Linked DNA regions of Homo sapiens: region 2 is linked to region 1. Evidence: chromatin contacts called from ENCODE Hi-C or POLR2A ChIA-PET data. All regions are on one chromosome and are shown on one strand. The core of a region is the stretch at or near the end of the contact, and the rest is flanking DNA. Distances in the headings are between cores, read along the strand shown. Region 1 overlaps LOC105375957 (a long non-coding RNA gene). Region 2 overlaps CDC37L1 (cell division cycle 37 like 1, HSP90 cochaperone).

The links. A loop is a pair of places that touch in the nucleus more often than their neighbours do. ChIA-PET counts read pairs that join two places held with the same protein, here RNA polymerase II (POLR2A).
Region 2: a map of posterior vena cava shows a loop between it and region 1 (26-fold over the local background). The contact joins two enhancer-like sites. A Hi-C loop is called at or near these places in 1 of 168 maps with a recorded cell type or tissue (posterior vena cava). POLR2A ChIA-PET finds 5 or more read pairs at or near these places in 1 of 52 experiments (activated CD8-positive, alpha-beta memory T cell).

What each region holds. Positions count from the first base shown.
Region 1 is chr9:2,660,058-2,667,409 of GRCh38, forward strand. It overlaps LOC105375957 (a long non-coding RNA gene), which reads right to left. Exons shown (of 3, transcript XR_929436.3): 2 at 4,912-5,018. Among named protein-coding and RNA genes, the nearest start is that of VLDLR-AS1, 41 kb to the left of the region's middle. Within about 2 kb of position 3,919, at least 5 of the 41 ENCODE cell types and tissues checked have a DNase peak (open chromatin) inside an H3K27ac peak, as active enhancers do.
Region 2 is chr9:4,684,481-4,691,832 of GRCh38, forward strand. It overlaps CDC37L1 (cell division cycle 37 like 1, HSP90 cochaperone), which reads left to right. Exons shown (of 7, transcript NM_017913.4): 2 at 397-678; 3 at 4,033-4,126. Among named protein-coding and RNA genes, the nearest start is that of CDC37L1, 8.6 kb to the left of the region's middle. Within about 2 kb of position 4,763, at least 4 of the 41 ENCODE cell types and tissues checked have a DNase peak (open chromatin) inside an H3K27ac peak, as active enhancers do.

The DNA.
Region 1 (7,352 bases), core at 2,669-5,168:
TGTGAGCCTTTCCTTTCTCTAGAGACCTTTTATAAAAGCTTTTACTCAAATCTTTTTCCTTTTCTCAACTGAATCACTGAAGATGACTCAGTCACCCCTTTCTAGGAACAAGTAGGGCCACCCAGGTCTGGACACTTCAGGCTGAAAAACTGAGAGATGGTCCCTTTCTTGCCATATTTAGTACAGTTAGTGCCTCACCATGGACAGCCAGTATATTATCCTCTCAAATTTCCCCTCTCTACCCTTCCCATGAAAAAGACAGAAGTCAAAGCTACTGTTACTTAGTTAGGAATGTTAGCCTAGCACTTCCTTCTTGTAGGTGACTGAGAACAGGCCACACCTGGCTAAAGGGGGGCATATCCCAGGGCGGCAGGACAGGAAAGGACATTACAAGTAAAATCATTTTGATGCTGTCTCCTCGTTAGTTCTTAGATGGTCTGTGTTGAAATTCGTTTATAAGGCTAAAACTTTTGTGAGTCGTAGATATATTCCACCTAAAACTTTTCTAAGCAATGGCCCCAGTTGTTCGAATTAGTTGGGCACTAAACCTTGAAATTGACTCAGAGGATCCAAAAGAGTAGGAGAAAAATAAGTAAATCGAAGGAAAGAGAAACAGTCAAAAAAATATTTTAAAGCTCAACAGTGAGTCTGTAATAAGTGAGATATTGCATTTTGTTTGAGATGTTGATCTCACCAGCTTTGCAGTGAGGTGGATACAAGTTTGGATGTTTTTCCACTACTTAATCAGCTGTGGCCACAAGTAAGTTGCTTACCATCCAAGCTTATGTCCTCTTCTGAAAATCACAACACCTACTTTCATAGTTCTCATAAAAGAGAGAGGCAACACGTGTAAAGTGCTTCATTCAAACAACAGCTCTTTCCCTCTCTAGCACCAAAAAATAAATAAATAAATAAATCATGATTCATCTTTTTTAAAGTAAAAATCCTTATGTCTATTCGGAGATCTGATTTTGATCTGTACTCTTGTATTAAAATTCCATTTGCAAGTATTCCTTGTTAAATCTCCCCTTGAAATGCTAGCATTTGGTGATCTTTTTTTACTCAAAAAAATTAAAATGATTAATCATGCTGCACCTATTAGGTTTGCAGAAAGCCTCGTGTGTGACCCTCTGCTGATTAAAGAACACGGATGATTGGTTTAAGTTCACCAATTATTCAGAAATGTATTTTTAATTAGTGGGGGTAAGAAGACAGACTATACCTCATACCACTCCAGAAGATATAGCACACTCTTTGGATTTATCAAACTCAGCAAATATGATTGGCCCGCAATCTAGGAAATGTGAAATGCTAGATTTTAGGCATGAACATTTAATGTTATAGTGTTCAATTCAGAGGCATTTCTTGCCTACTGGTTTTGAGGGCAGAGAGTATATTTTATACCCTTAGTCATTGTTTATGTTGTCTTAAATTTACTCACTTACATGTGAGATTTGCTGATTTGTTCTTTAAAGATTTGTCCTTTAAAGTTTCAGGGAAATTTGCCTTTTGACCTGACCCCAAACAAGTAGCCCTGTGGTTTGCTAAGCAGGACTTCTAAATGCTGGAAGATAATTTTAAATAACTAGATAGCAACTGGCATTCCTCCTCAGACCTCAAGGGACTTAAAGTAACAGTTTCTAAAAGGTTCCAGAACAGTTTTATAATTGGCACATCCTAGAAGAAACATCAGTTACGGGGAAGCACACACATTTCTTAAACTTTTAACAAAATTGAGGAAGGATATATGGATCAGCCACATCAGAAGGTATCCCTCCTTATAGCCGCACATAGACATCCCCTATATGTGCTGTCTTTACTTCATTCATTTGTTTAGTGCCTGCTATGTACCAGGTATTGTTCTGGATTCTGGGGAACCAGAGAGAACATGAGAGGCCAGAGCCCCATCCTTCATGGTGCTCATTCTAGCTGGGAGTTAGGCACTGAACAGACATTTATATGTTAGGCAGTGATAAAATCTATAAAGATAAACAAAACAGAGTAAGGGACTAGAGAATAGCAGAATGTGCTATTTTAGATAAAGTGGTCAGGGAAGCTCTCCAAAGAGAGGATTTAGCAGACAACCTGGTGGAAATGTGTTATGAGCCCACTGAGGCATAGTAAAGACTGAAGCCATGAATAATGAATAATGAATCCTGAGGCATGAGCATGCCTGATTCCTCTAAGAAGAAGCAAGGTGGCCTTGGTAGCAGGAGGTGGCAGAGGCAGAGTGGGAGGAGAGAAAGGAAGAGGACCAAGTGATGTCAATTTCAAGAGCTGTGGTTGGGACTCAGTTTTTTTTTAAGTGACAGAACTTTTTTAGTGGGCTTGGGGCGATAGAATGACATCCAGTTTTAAAAGGCTCACACTGGCTGCTTTGTCTGGAATGGGCGGCTGGGAGGCAAGGGTGAAAACGGAGATATATTAGAAGACTCTGGTAGTGGTCCTGGTAGATGGACACGATGTGAGCTAAGCCAGTGGGGATGAAAGAAAGCTCTACTCCAGATTCGGTCCATCACAGGGGGTGTGTGCACAGGCTATCTCCCCAGAGTACGGGGAATTCAGCCTGTAGATGGTCCCTTAATCCAGGAGAATCTCACCAGTTCCTAGCTCAGCTGTGCCCTCTGCCTGTGGGATATCTGTTTGGCTGCCTCCCTGATTGGGCAGGGATGATAGGCTCAACACCAGGAAGGCTGGAAGAAAACAAGGCTGCGTGGAACGCAGGAGAAAAGCCATGCCTCTCCTCTCTAACCAAAAGAATTCAGGATTCAGAAGAAAAGAAGAGCCCAGAGCACGAATTCCAGCCCCCGAAAAGTTCAAAGGCTTCAACCATTCAAAGGAAGTTCTTTTCTACCTTCAGTGTAAAGGCCTTCCAAGGGACATATTTTGGCAGCATCATTTTAATATGGAGTTCCATACTAGCTCTTGAGTAATGGTCTCTGGAGGAATGTTTGTATGAATGGCATCATTTTTAAAAAATATGATGGCTTTAGGCAGGGTCCAGCATATCCTATCTATCCAACTGCTTTATATTTTCCCTGTTACCTGTCTGGTCTCTAAAAATATTGGAGAACTATCAAAACTACTTTCCCTAAGACATTTTAGAATCCTGGTATTTCTGAGTTAAAAGGAACCCAAAGGTCATTGAGTCTCTGATAGTTGTCTGATACAGGAGGCAACAGGCCCCATTGAGGAAGCAGAAAGTGGCCACCTAACATTACCAGGAAGGAGACCTCATTCAGCAATGTCTTAAGTCACCCACAGAGTAAGAATTGCTCTCATAGTAAGCCTGTAAATTCAACAATAACTTGTGACTCTTTAAGATAAAAAAAACAAACAAACAAAAACAAAACAAAAAAAAACAGGAATGGATGCTGTTTGGGAAAACAAAGCCTCCTAAAGCCAAAACTTTCAGGAAAGGATTCTTTGTATGTTAGGAAGTAAGGTGAGTCTCTGAAATGCATCCATGCATGTCACAGAAGCCAAATAGTAACAAACAGCTTATGAAACAGAAAGCAGCCTCTTCCCAGACATTAGCCCCAGTGCCTATTTCCATTCAGAAAACAAGGCCAACCTCCCATATGTCAGGATCCACTAACCTCCGGGGAGGACTATGCTGAGAACAGAGACTACGTGCCATTCTCCCTCTCTTCTCCCTCCCCTGCAGCAGGCAATGTGTTCCCAGTACTCTGTGAACTGTCTCTATTATGAGACAGATAATATTTCAGTGGGCCTACTTAATATTTTTAGTTCACCAAAAGTGGCACGCCGGTCTGTATGCAACTTCCAGTCTCTCAGAAATCCAGCGAAATGGGGGTGGAAAAAGATTATCTAAAACCAAAACCAACTGTAGCTTCTTTTGCCTTGGTAGGAGGGCTAGGGATGCCCCTGGGAAGGGAAATTTCTCTATAGCTACAAGGGAAGGAAAATCTGGATCTGCCAAAGGAGGTCCTGAGCCAAGTTTGGAAAGTAGGCTACAGATGGCTGCATTGCTCTGTATTCTGCAGAGAGAAAAGTCAAGTCAGGGATGAGGAAGTAGCTGTGAAGCAGCAGGGTGGAAAAGAGGGCAGAGGCACACGGTGTGCCGTGGAAATTTGGAGCTCAAGGTGACAAACAAGAATATCCAATATGCAATTTTGGATGGCTTACATTTTTGGCACTGTAAGCCCTATCACCTCCCTGATCCTTCAGTAATGTCTGTGGCACACACTAACACGTTGTGGGAGTGGCTTTTGATGAAAATCATAGATAGGAGCCCAGTCCTAGACCTGGGTTGATATGGCAACAGAACAGAGAAGGAACTTTCAGAACAATTTGTTAACTGAACGAATTAAGTCACTGAAGAGCTTAGAGTCAGAAAACATAAGCAACCCAGGGACTCTTAGAACTCTGGCTGGGACACTGGACTTTCTGCAGGATGTGGAATGGAAGTTCAACCCTGTATTATCTGGATATTCAAGGGCAGAATGACTCCAGATGATGTCACAAGCTATTAAATGTGTTAGATGGGATCAGGTGGCTTTTAAATACTATACACCCAGCATTTTGCTAGTCAGGATACAGAACTAAGTATAGCAATGGCTTGTAGGATCTTGGAATATCTTGAACTATGGAATCATCTTTCCAAAGTGTGAATATGACCATGTCACTCCCTATCTAAGATGACTTCTTGATGCCTACAGAATGAAGGCCAAGGTCCCTAGATTCAGGCTCAAGATCACCATGGCCTGACCCTGGAGCCTGCTGCTCAGCCCCGCTATGCCCTGCAGTTCCCCAGCCCAACTCAGTAATGCCCAACTCTTTGCAACCACTCCCCTCTCCCCTTCTCCTTTACTGCTGTTTCCTGTACAAGGCTGTGCCTTTGCTCCTCCTCTTCCCTCTGCCTGAAGTGCCCTTCTGGCCTTTACTTACCCGGCTCTTATTCTTCCAGGTCTGGGCTCAGATGTCTCTTCTTCCAGGAAGCCATTCCTGTTGTCCCAGTTTGGGTCATGAGTCTCTTGTATATCCAGCATATAATTCTACAATAACATGTATAACATCAGGTTGAGATTATGTATATGTATATAACTTCTTGACTGAATGAAACACAAGCTTCTTTTATATAAGAATTTAGTCTTTGCAATCTTTGTGCCTTGAGTACGTAGCACAAAGTTGAATGCTTTTTAAGTGCTCAAATACTGGATTGTAAAACTAAATTGATCCCATGATTGCAAACCATAGATTATTTTGTAAATAAGCATCCCAGTATTTAGGCCTCCAAGTAACCACTGTCTCTTGAAAGAAGTTTTCGTAAGAGGTTGTTTGCCTATCCCGGTGATTTCCTACTCAGCACACAAGTTACAGGTCCTATTGTGGATTTATATTCAGGGAGCACAAAGCTGATTTTTGCATACATATTGTTATAAAAAAAAAAAACCCTTACATCTTTGAAGGTAGACTTAAGATTTTGAAACAGCAAAATCGTTGCACTTTCCATCAGGGAACATAGTAATTGTCATGCTGGTTAATGCCCTTTTGAGACCCTCCATAGCTGTCCTAATGAGGAAGTCCTACAGATCGTATGTAGAGCTAATAACATTGATATGGTTTGGCTGTTTCTCTACCCAAATCTCATCTTGTAGCTCCCATAATTCCCATGTGTTGTGGGAGGGACCAGGTGGAAGATAATTGAATCACGAGGGTGGGTCTTTCCCATGCTGTTCTCCCGATTGTGAATAAGTCTCACGAGATCTGATAGTTTTAAAAACAGGAGTTTCCATGCACAATCTCTTTTTGCTTGCCACCATCTGTGTAAGATGTGACTTGCTCCTTCTTGCCTCCCGGCATAATTGTGAGGCCTCCCCAGCCATGTGGAGCTGTAAGTCAATTAAACCTCTTTTTCTTCCCAGTCTTGAGTATGTATTTATCAGCAGCATGAAAACAGACTAATAGAGCAAATTGGTACCAGTAGAGTGAGGTGCTGCTGAAAAAATACCAGAAAATGTGGAAGTGAATTTGGAGCTGGGTAGCAGGCAGAGTTTGGAACCATTTGGAGGGCTCAGAAGAAGATAGGAAAATGTGGGAGAGTTTGGAACTTCCTAGAGACTTGTTGAATGGCTTTGACCAAAATGTTGATAGTGATACGGACAGTGAAATCCAGGTTGAGGTGGTCTCAGACAGAGATGAGGAACTTCTTGGGAACTAGAGTAAAGGTGACTCTTGCCATATTTCAGCAAATACACTGGTGGCATTTTGCCCTGCCCAAGAGATTTGTGGAACTTTGAACTTGTTTCTTGAGGAATCATTACTCTGATAGACACAAAAACAATTCCTCCTATCCCCCACCAAAGCAGCCCACAAAGATATCTCCATCTCCTGAGCTTTCAGAGAGTGTGCTGTCTGGCAAGAGAGATGATTTAGAGTATCTGGTAGAAAAAATTTCTAAGCAGCAAAGCGTTCAAAGAGGTGACTTGGGTGCTGTTAAAGGCATTCAGATTTAAAGGGGAAACAAAGCATAAAAGTTCCAAAAATTTGCTGCCTGACAATGCAACAGAAAGGAAAATTCCATTTTCTGAGGAGAAATTCAAGCTGCCTGCAGAAATCTGCCTAAGTAACAAGGAGCCAAATGTTAGTCATCAATCCAATGGGGTAAATGTTTCCAGGGCATGTCAGAGACCTTTGCAGCAGCCGCCCCCACCCCGCCCCCGGCCGCTGCCATCACAGGCCCAGAGGCTTAGAGGGAGAAAATGATTTTGTGGCCCAGGCCCAGGGTCCCTCTGCTGTATGCAGTCTAGGAACTTGGTCCCCTGCAACCCAGCTGCTCCAACTATGACTAAAAGGAGTCAAGGTACACCTTGGGCTTTTGCTTCAGAGGATGGAAGCCCCAAGCCTTGGCAGCTTCTACATGGTGTTGAGCCTGCACATGCATAGAAGTCAATAACTGGGGTTTGGAAACCTCTGCCTAAATTTTGAGCATGTATGCAAATGCCTGGATGTCCAGGCAGAAGTTTGCTGCAAGGGTGGGGAGCTCATGGAGAACCTCTGCTAGGGAAGTGCGGAAGGGAAATGTAGGGTCAGAGCCCCCACACAGAGTCCCTACTGGGGCATCACCTACTGGAGCTGTGAGAAGAGGGCCACCATCCTCCAGACGCTAGAATGGTAGATCTTCCAACAACTTGCACTGTGTGCCTGGAAAAGCCACAGACATGCAACACCAGCCCACGAAAGCAGTCAGGAATGGAGCTATACCCTGCAAAGCCACAGGGGCAGAGCTGCTCAAGGCTGTGGGAGCCTGCCTCTTGCATCAGCGTGACCTAGATGTGAAACACCGAGTTAAAGGAGATCATTTTGGAGCTTTAAGATTTGACTGCCCA
Region 2 (7,352 bases), core at 3,513-6,012, 2.0 Mb after region 1:
GGAGAACAAAATTATAAAGGCCTGGTTGTCAGCATGTTGAGTATTGAGGTGATGAACTAGATTTAAGCTTTGTTCTCATTATTCTGCTTGTTCAGGATTATGAAGACTATTAATTAAACGTTTGTTAAGCACTAGCTTTATGCAAGACACTGTGATAGTTGCCAGGCTTTTTGTTGCTGTTAGTTGTCAGGGGATAGGCCTAAATTAACAAAGAAGTTTAGAAGTTAGTTGATGAAACAAGGACTAAGATATAAAAACATGACTGCAGACCTAGAACACAGGATATACTATATACCAAAATATTGTACAGAAATCCTTTGAATTAAGAAAAATTGAACTGTGCTGCACAAACATCCATTGCTTTCTTCATTTCTTACAAATATTGTTTTTATCCAGATGTATAGCCATGGAATTGAATTGGCTTGCCAAAAGCAGAAAGAGTTTGTGAAGAGCTCTGTGGCGTGCAAATGGAATCTTGCTGAAGCTCAACAGAAACTTGGTAGCTTAGCACTGCATAATTCTGAGTCCTTGGATCAGGAGCATGCCAAAGCACAAACAGCAGTATCAGAACTGAGGCAACGGGAAGAAGAGTGGCGACAGAAAGAAGAAGCTCTAGTACAAAGAGAGAAGATGTGTCTGTGGAGCACGGATGCCATTAGCAAGGATGTTTTTAATAAGGTATGAGCTTTTACTGGGCCATAATGAAAGAAGAAAAACTGAAGTGTTTGTACAAACCAGTTGTGCGTATTTGGTAGCAAAGCAGCAGAATCCCATAAACAGTGTTCAATTTTGACAGTTTATGAAAGGTGCTTGAAAAGTTTATGAAAGTCAAAAAGTCTCAAAGCTCTTGCTGTAGAGCTGCAGACTCCAGGCAGTTAAGTGACCAGACTGAAATACATATTTATATAAATGTACTGCTGAACAAATATTACATATATTAAAAAACATTCACAAGAATTTGATATAAGGATGGGAAAATATATCAGTTATGAAATATTTTCCTCCACATATATTTTGTACCCCCTACACTGATTATCACTACTTTAGAGTTCCTTTAATGCAACTACCTTCTTTTTATAAATGAAGAAACTAAGTGGAAAAATAAGTAGAGTGACTTGATAACTTAGTGGTGGGTTAAATGTGAGAAATTCCTGACTCTGGGATTGAGAGATAAGATAAAGAGAAGTGTTGAATATCCTTTATTAAGTGCCTTTAAGAATGAAGGCTTAGACTTTTAAAATCTCATGTTTTTCAAACTTCAGGGTTTTATACCTCAGTTTTCCATTTGAAAACTAGAGTTTTTAGCGATTGATTTTCAAATGCATGAAAAGGGGAGAAAAGGCAAAACTTCATGAACTAGTATTTTAAATGTGGAATAAAATGATATTTATTGAAAAATAGGCCAGGCTTAGTTGTCCACACCTGTAATCCCAGCGCTTTGGGAGGCCAAGGCAGGCAGATCACTTAAGTCCAGGAGTTCAAAACCAGTTTGGTTGACATGATGAAACCCTGTCTCTATAAAAAATACGAAAATTAGCTGAGTATGATGGCATGTGCCTGTATTGCCTTAGTCCCAGCTACTTCGGAGGCTGAGGCTTGAGGATTACTTGAACCCAGGAGGTAGAGGTTGCAGTGAACCGAGATCGTGCCACTACACTCCAGCCTGGGCAACAGTGAAACACATCTCAAACTTCTTAATTGTCCTCTTGGCATCTGCTTTCACCCACTCTCATGAACTTTTTTAATTGCCTTTCCCTGGACCAGCTCTAGTTCTGCTACAGCAGTCAGTAACACACACAGATAAGTGTACATCGCCACTAGCCCTATCAGTACTTTAACAGTGAGTCATATCTTTCTCGACTTTCTCTGTGCCTGTACTAATTTATATATACTTTTTCTCCCCCTCCACAATGGGATCATTCTTTATCTGAGTCATTTGCTATATCTGTATATATTGTTTTAAGGGGTGCATCTTGTGTTATTTTCTGTTCTGCATTTATATCCCAAAACTATTGAAAATAATTTTTTTTCTTCCAGAAGGAATGTTCAAAGTAATATTTCTTGTTTTGTAAAGTTAATGTCTCTTCTTTAACACAGTGGTCACAAAGAAAATATTTTCATTTTGTCTCTGCTTTTAATTATTTCTTTAAACTTAGGTTCTAAGGTTCTAAGACAGCCTACATTTATCTCACAAATTAATTAGGACTATCTTTATGTTCCAGTCATTTGCTCAAAATCCTACACTGGTTTTGTCTGGGAGCTTGAGACTTGAGAGGACTGGTCTAGATCTGCACTATCCAACTTGATAGCCACTAGCCACATGTGCTATTGAGTGCTTGAAATGTGGCTAGTCCGAATTGAGATGTGCTGTAAGTGTAAAATACACACCAGATTCCAATGATGTAGTGCCAAAAAAAGTAAAATATTAATAATTGTTTTGTATTGCTTACATGTTGAAATGATAATAGGCTGGATATGTTAAGATAAATAAAATAATTTATTAATGTCATCTGTTTCTTTTTGCTTTTTAACGTGGCTAATAGAAAACTTTAAATTACATTTGTGACTTGGATTGTATTTCTATTGGACAGTGCTGGTCTAGATGTCAGACTGCATGAAGAAAAAATCTTTTATTTTGAAATATGTAAACTTTTGAGTGCTTCCTGATTATAAACTGGCAGTGATCTAGTTTGCAATTTTTATTTTTGGCAGTGATGATAACGGGGTATAAATATGATCACAGAATGTTCTAAGAAACTTCTGCCAGTTTTTCTAGCTAGATACAAACTTTATTCTTGGTATATTTTATGACTTATTTAACTGAAAATAAGTACTTCCTTAATAGAAATTTGTACTTGACTTTAAAAATCAAACTGTTTGGTCTCTTCTAAGAAGTTTATTAGAAATGCAACAAAGGGCCAGGCACAGTGGCTCATGCCTATAATCCCAGCACGTTGGAAGGCCAAGGTGAAGGGATTGCTTGAACCCACGAGTTCAAGACCAGCCTGGGCAACATAGCAAGACCACGTCTCTACAAAAAATTTAAAAATTAGCTGGGTATGGTGGCTCACACCTGTAGTCCCAGCTACTCTGGAGGCTAAGGTGGGAGGATCACTTGACCCCAAGAGGTTGAGGCTGCAGTGAGCTATGATTGTGCCACTGTACTCCAGCCTGGGTGACAGAGCAAGACCCCATCTCAAAAAAAAAAAAAAAAAAAAAAAGACACGCAACAACAACAGTCTATTTCTTGTTTATGTCTTAATAAAGAATTTACGGTAAATATCATTTATTCTCTATGTGCTTTGAATTTCTGAGTTTATTTCCAGCAAGAACTCGAAAGATTAGGCAAGAGTTGCAAATATTTATAGGAATTAAATAATGCACAAGTAAACTATGCATATAAAATATAAAGGATGTTTCTATACCTGCTTTTAATTGGGAAATTCAGCTTACCAAAAAGGTTAATTCAGTTGTTTTTCTGTATGATTTCTAAGATGAACCTATATCCACACATATATCGTATGTATTTTTTTGTGAGATGGAGTCTTGTTCTGTCGCCTGGGCTGGAGTGCAGTGGCATGATCTCAGCTCACTACAACCTCTGCCTCCTGGGTTCACGCAAGATTCTCCTGCCTCAGCCTCCCGAGTAGCCGGGATTACAGGCATCCACCACCATGCCCAGCTATTTTTTGTATTTTTAGTAGAGACGGGGTTTCACTATGTTGGCCAGGCTGGTCTTGAACTCCTGACCTCGTGATCCACCCGCCTCGGCCTCCCAAAGTGCTGGGATTACAGGCGTGAGCCACCACACCCGGCCTCATACATCATTTTAAACAAAATTAATAAGACTCCCATACAAGAAAATTTTAATTTTTAAAAATAGTTTACCAGATGAATTTAATCATGTAATATCAGTATGATACTATACCACATATATTGTCTATAGGAAGAATTGCTAGATATTCAGTATCTGAGAAAGAAGATTCAATTAGAATTTAAAATCTGATTTAAATTTCTAAAATTTTTTCTTAGAGTTTTATTAATCAAGATAAAAGAAAAGACACAGAAGATGAAGATAAATCAGAATCATTTATGCAAAAATATGAGCAAAAAATCAGACATTTTGGTAAGTCTACTACTTGGATTTCCTTCTTTGTAATGTTTGGTATCATATGTACATGTGCAAAAAATGGATTTATAAAAAGAGAGCCAAAAAGAAAAGTGGCAAACTCCAATTTTGTAGCTTCTGGCACAGCTGTATAGATCTTGTTTTAGAATTTTTTTTTTTTTTGGTTATAAATAAAATTAATTGACAGAGCAAACCAAATGGTAAAGAGAAGCAAAAGTATTATTATATAGTGTACTACCTTTAAGACAACTTTATGTATTCCATAGCCTCTTTCCATTTCCTAAGTAGTCTTTGCTTTTTTCTTTTTCCTCTTTGCTTCCTTGGAATCTGATTATCTTATGTTTTAAAGATTATTCATTTTTTTTCAGGTTTTGGATATGATGCTTTATAATTCAGGCAGATCCTTGAACTGTTACTCAGATAAATATAGTAATAGAAATGTATATATAAAGAACTGAAAAATAGGTTTTTTCTATTGGGGAAAAAGGGTAAGAGGGGGGTTGATACAAGTGAAGGCTTCCCAGAGGAGCCAGCATCTGAGCTTGATTTCAAGGAACAGATAGGAGTTTTTCATGTATAAGGGAGGCAAGCCAACAGCAACAGCATGAGACGGGCAGTTAGGAAACAGCATGGTGTGTTCTGAGAATTATAGGCAGCATGATACCGCTGGCATGAAAATGCTGCTGGGAAGTGTTAGGAGTTAAGGTTTAAAACTTTTTTTTTTTTTAATTCCAAGTAGTATGTTAATTTAGTAAACATGGTTTTTATTTGTAATATGTTCATGAACTTTTTACATGGCATTTTGAAATCTTTTTCCTGTTGGTGTTTATTTACCCAACGTTTTTTGAATTTCGTTTATGCTTCAGTTATGTCAATATAATAAATATTACTTTAAATTTTTTCCCTTCCTTTTATGTAATTTATTCGTAAAATATTCACTTTGCTCATACTTTTCATTTTAAAGAAAGAAAAAAGACTGTGTTTAACTAAAAAATAGTACCCAAGGAAATAAAGACAAAGTTTTTCTACATATAATCAATGTGGTATTATTTATAATGGAAAAAAAATGAATACACAGGCCTCCCTTGGACAGATAGTAAAATCTTAAAATGAGCAGAGCCTTGAGTCATAAGGATAGAAAGCAAAAAATTTGCACATGAATCTTAGTTGTGATATGTGAATTGCCACTCCCGCCTACAGTCCTTGCTTTCTAGGCCCATGTTTTGCTGCTGAAGGAAAAATAGTACCATATACTGATTGCTCTTTCAGAGCATGTACTGCATCTGGTGAAACAACATTCCTCAAGGTGTTTTCACCCAGCTGGCACTCTGAAAGTTGGTTGCTTTGAAGCCATGAGAAACCTAGTAAATGAGAAGCAGTTCTTTCACTTTTGCTGTAAGCTGAGTGCCTTGTTCAGAAGCAATTTTGTGTAGGAAAATATCCAAATATCACAAAGTGTTGTAACCCATCTGGCACTATGTATCTTCAGCATTTTATAAAACCTGCTTCTGGGTAGTGATGTTCGTGATGAGAACAGTGAATTTCATGAACCCTACAGTCTTCATTTCTTTTGCTGTAAAATGAGTTTCTGGGTCAAAAAATAGTGTGGTATGGTGAATAATTCATTTAGTAAGACTACAGATGTATTACTGATTAGAAGCATGGCAAGGAGGGAGGGCACTTCCACATCTAGAGTGGGCTCGTTCAAGTGAGGAATTACCAGTCCCTCTGAGATGAAGTGGGACCAGGGTAGTCAACCTGCTACTTGATGGCTGGCTGATCTCTGCAGTGCATTGTGCCGTATTGAGATTTTGGTGTTTTTCGCTACTAGTAAATTAGGTGTTCAGTGGCTAAACTGGATTAGGATACTAGAACATCCTTGAGGGGAGAGTCTACACTGTCGAATCTATGCATAATCACAAACCTATGCCACCACGACCCCTGAATTTATGAAACTATTGTGCAAATAATGAGATAGTTGAGGAAAAAAACTGACTTAACATCCACAGGTGATTAATAAGCAATCATTTTGCTGTTACGTGTTGTGAACTTCCAATATACTATCTTGTAATAAATATCAGAGCCTTGCTGTTTTCACACCCAGCCAGACCAATAGCCATTCCCAGAGTCACAATGTGCCTGTTTCTTACTGAAAATGCATGTTGTCTTTAACTTCAAAGGAGATATATTACTTGCCACAGCACACTGGATCCCCAGGAATGTTACAAAGGTAGTAGGCTCTCAAAATGTTCATGTGTTTTATTTCCCACTCTGGAATAGATATATCTTAACAAGAGACCTGGAATACCTGCAATTTCTGCTTTACCAAGTTCCATCAGTGGAGAGTGGACCAACTTGTAGTCATGGGGAATGATGAGATAATAATCCCTGTGGACTGAATTATGGCACAGAGTTGATAGAGGTGTGACACAAGACAGTGAAAATTTGTGGCTATGCCTGCTTGATGGAAGATTTCTGTTGTATGCTTATTGTGATGAAAGAAGAAAGCTTACCAAAATGATGACTATATTGGTATACTCCTTTATTTTGTTTTTTTGTTGTTGTTTAACTTTTGTTTTAAATTCAGGGGTACATGTGCAGGATGTGCAGGTTTGTTACATAGGTAAGCGTGTGTCTTGGGGATTTGTTGTACAGATTATTACATCACCCAGGTATTAAGCCTAGTATTCATTAGTTATTTTTCCTGATCCTCCCACCCTCCGCCCTTCGGTAAACTCCAGTGTGTGTTGTTCCCCTTTATGTGTGCATGTATTCTCATCATTTAGCTCCCGCTTATAGGTGAGAATATGCGGTATTTGGTTTTCTGTTCCTTTGTTAGTTTGCTTAGGATAATGGCTTCTGGTATACTCTTCTAAACACATCTGCAATAGGAGATGTAATTAAAGCTTCCAGTTGGAGGCTTTCTGGACTTGGATTGCATTCTGGACTCTTGGTTGACACGGGCCTGGTGTGTGTGGGGGCTGTATAGGGCTATAGGGGCTTTACACCCATGTTTCTCTGTGGTCTTATTTGTACTTATATTCTTCAGAGTTTTTCCTAACTTTTCCCTTATACAATTTGTTGACTGCCTTTCTTGTGCTGCTTTTACCCTTACAATTAGGTGGAATTTACCACCTAGTGGTAAATGGTACAATATATCATGGACTATTATAAAGCATTGAAATCTGACTTTTTCCTCTACATTTGTATTTAGTTTATTAAT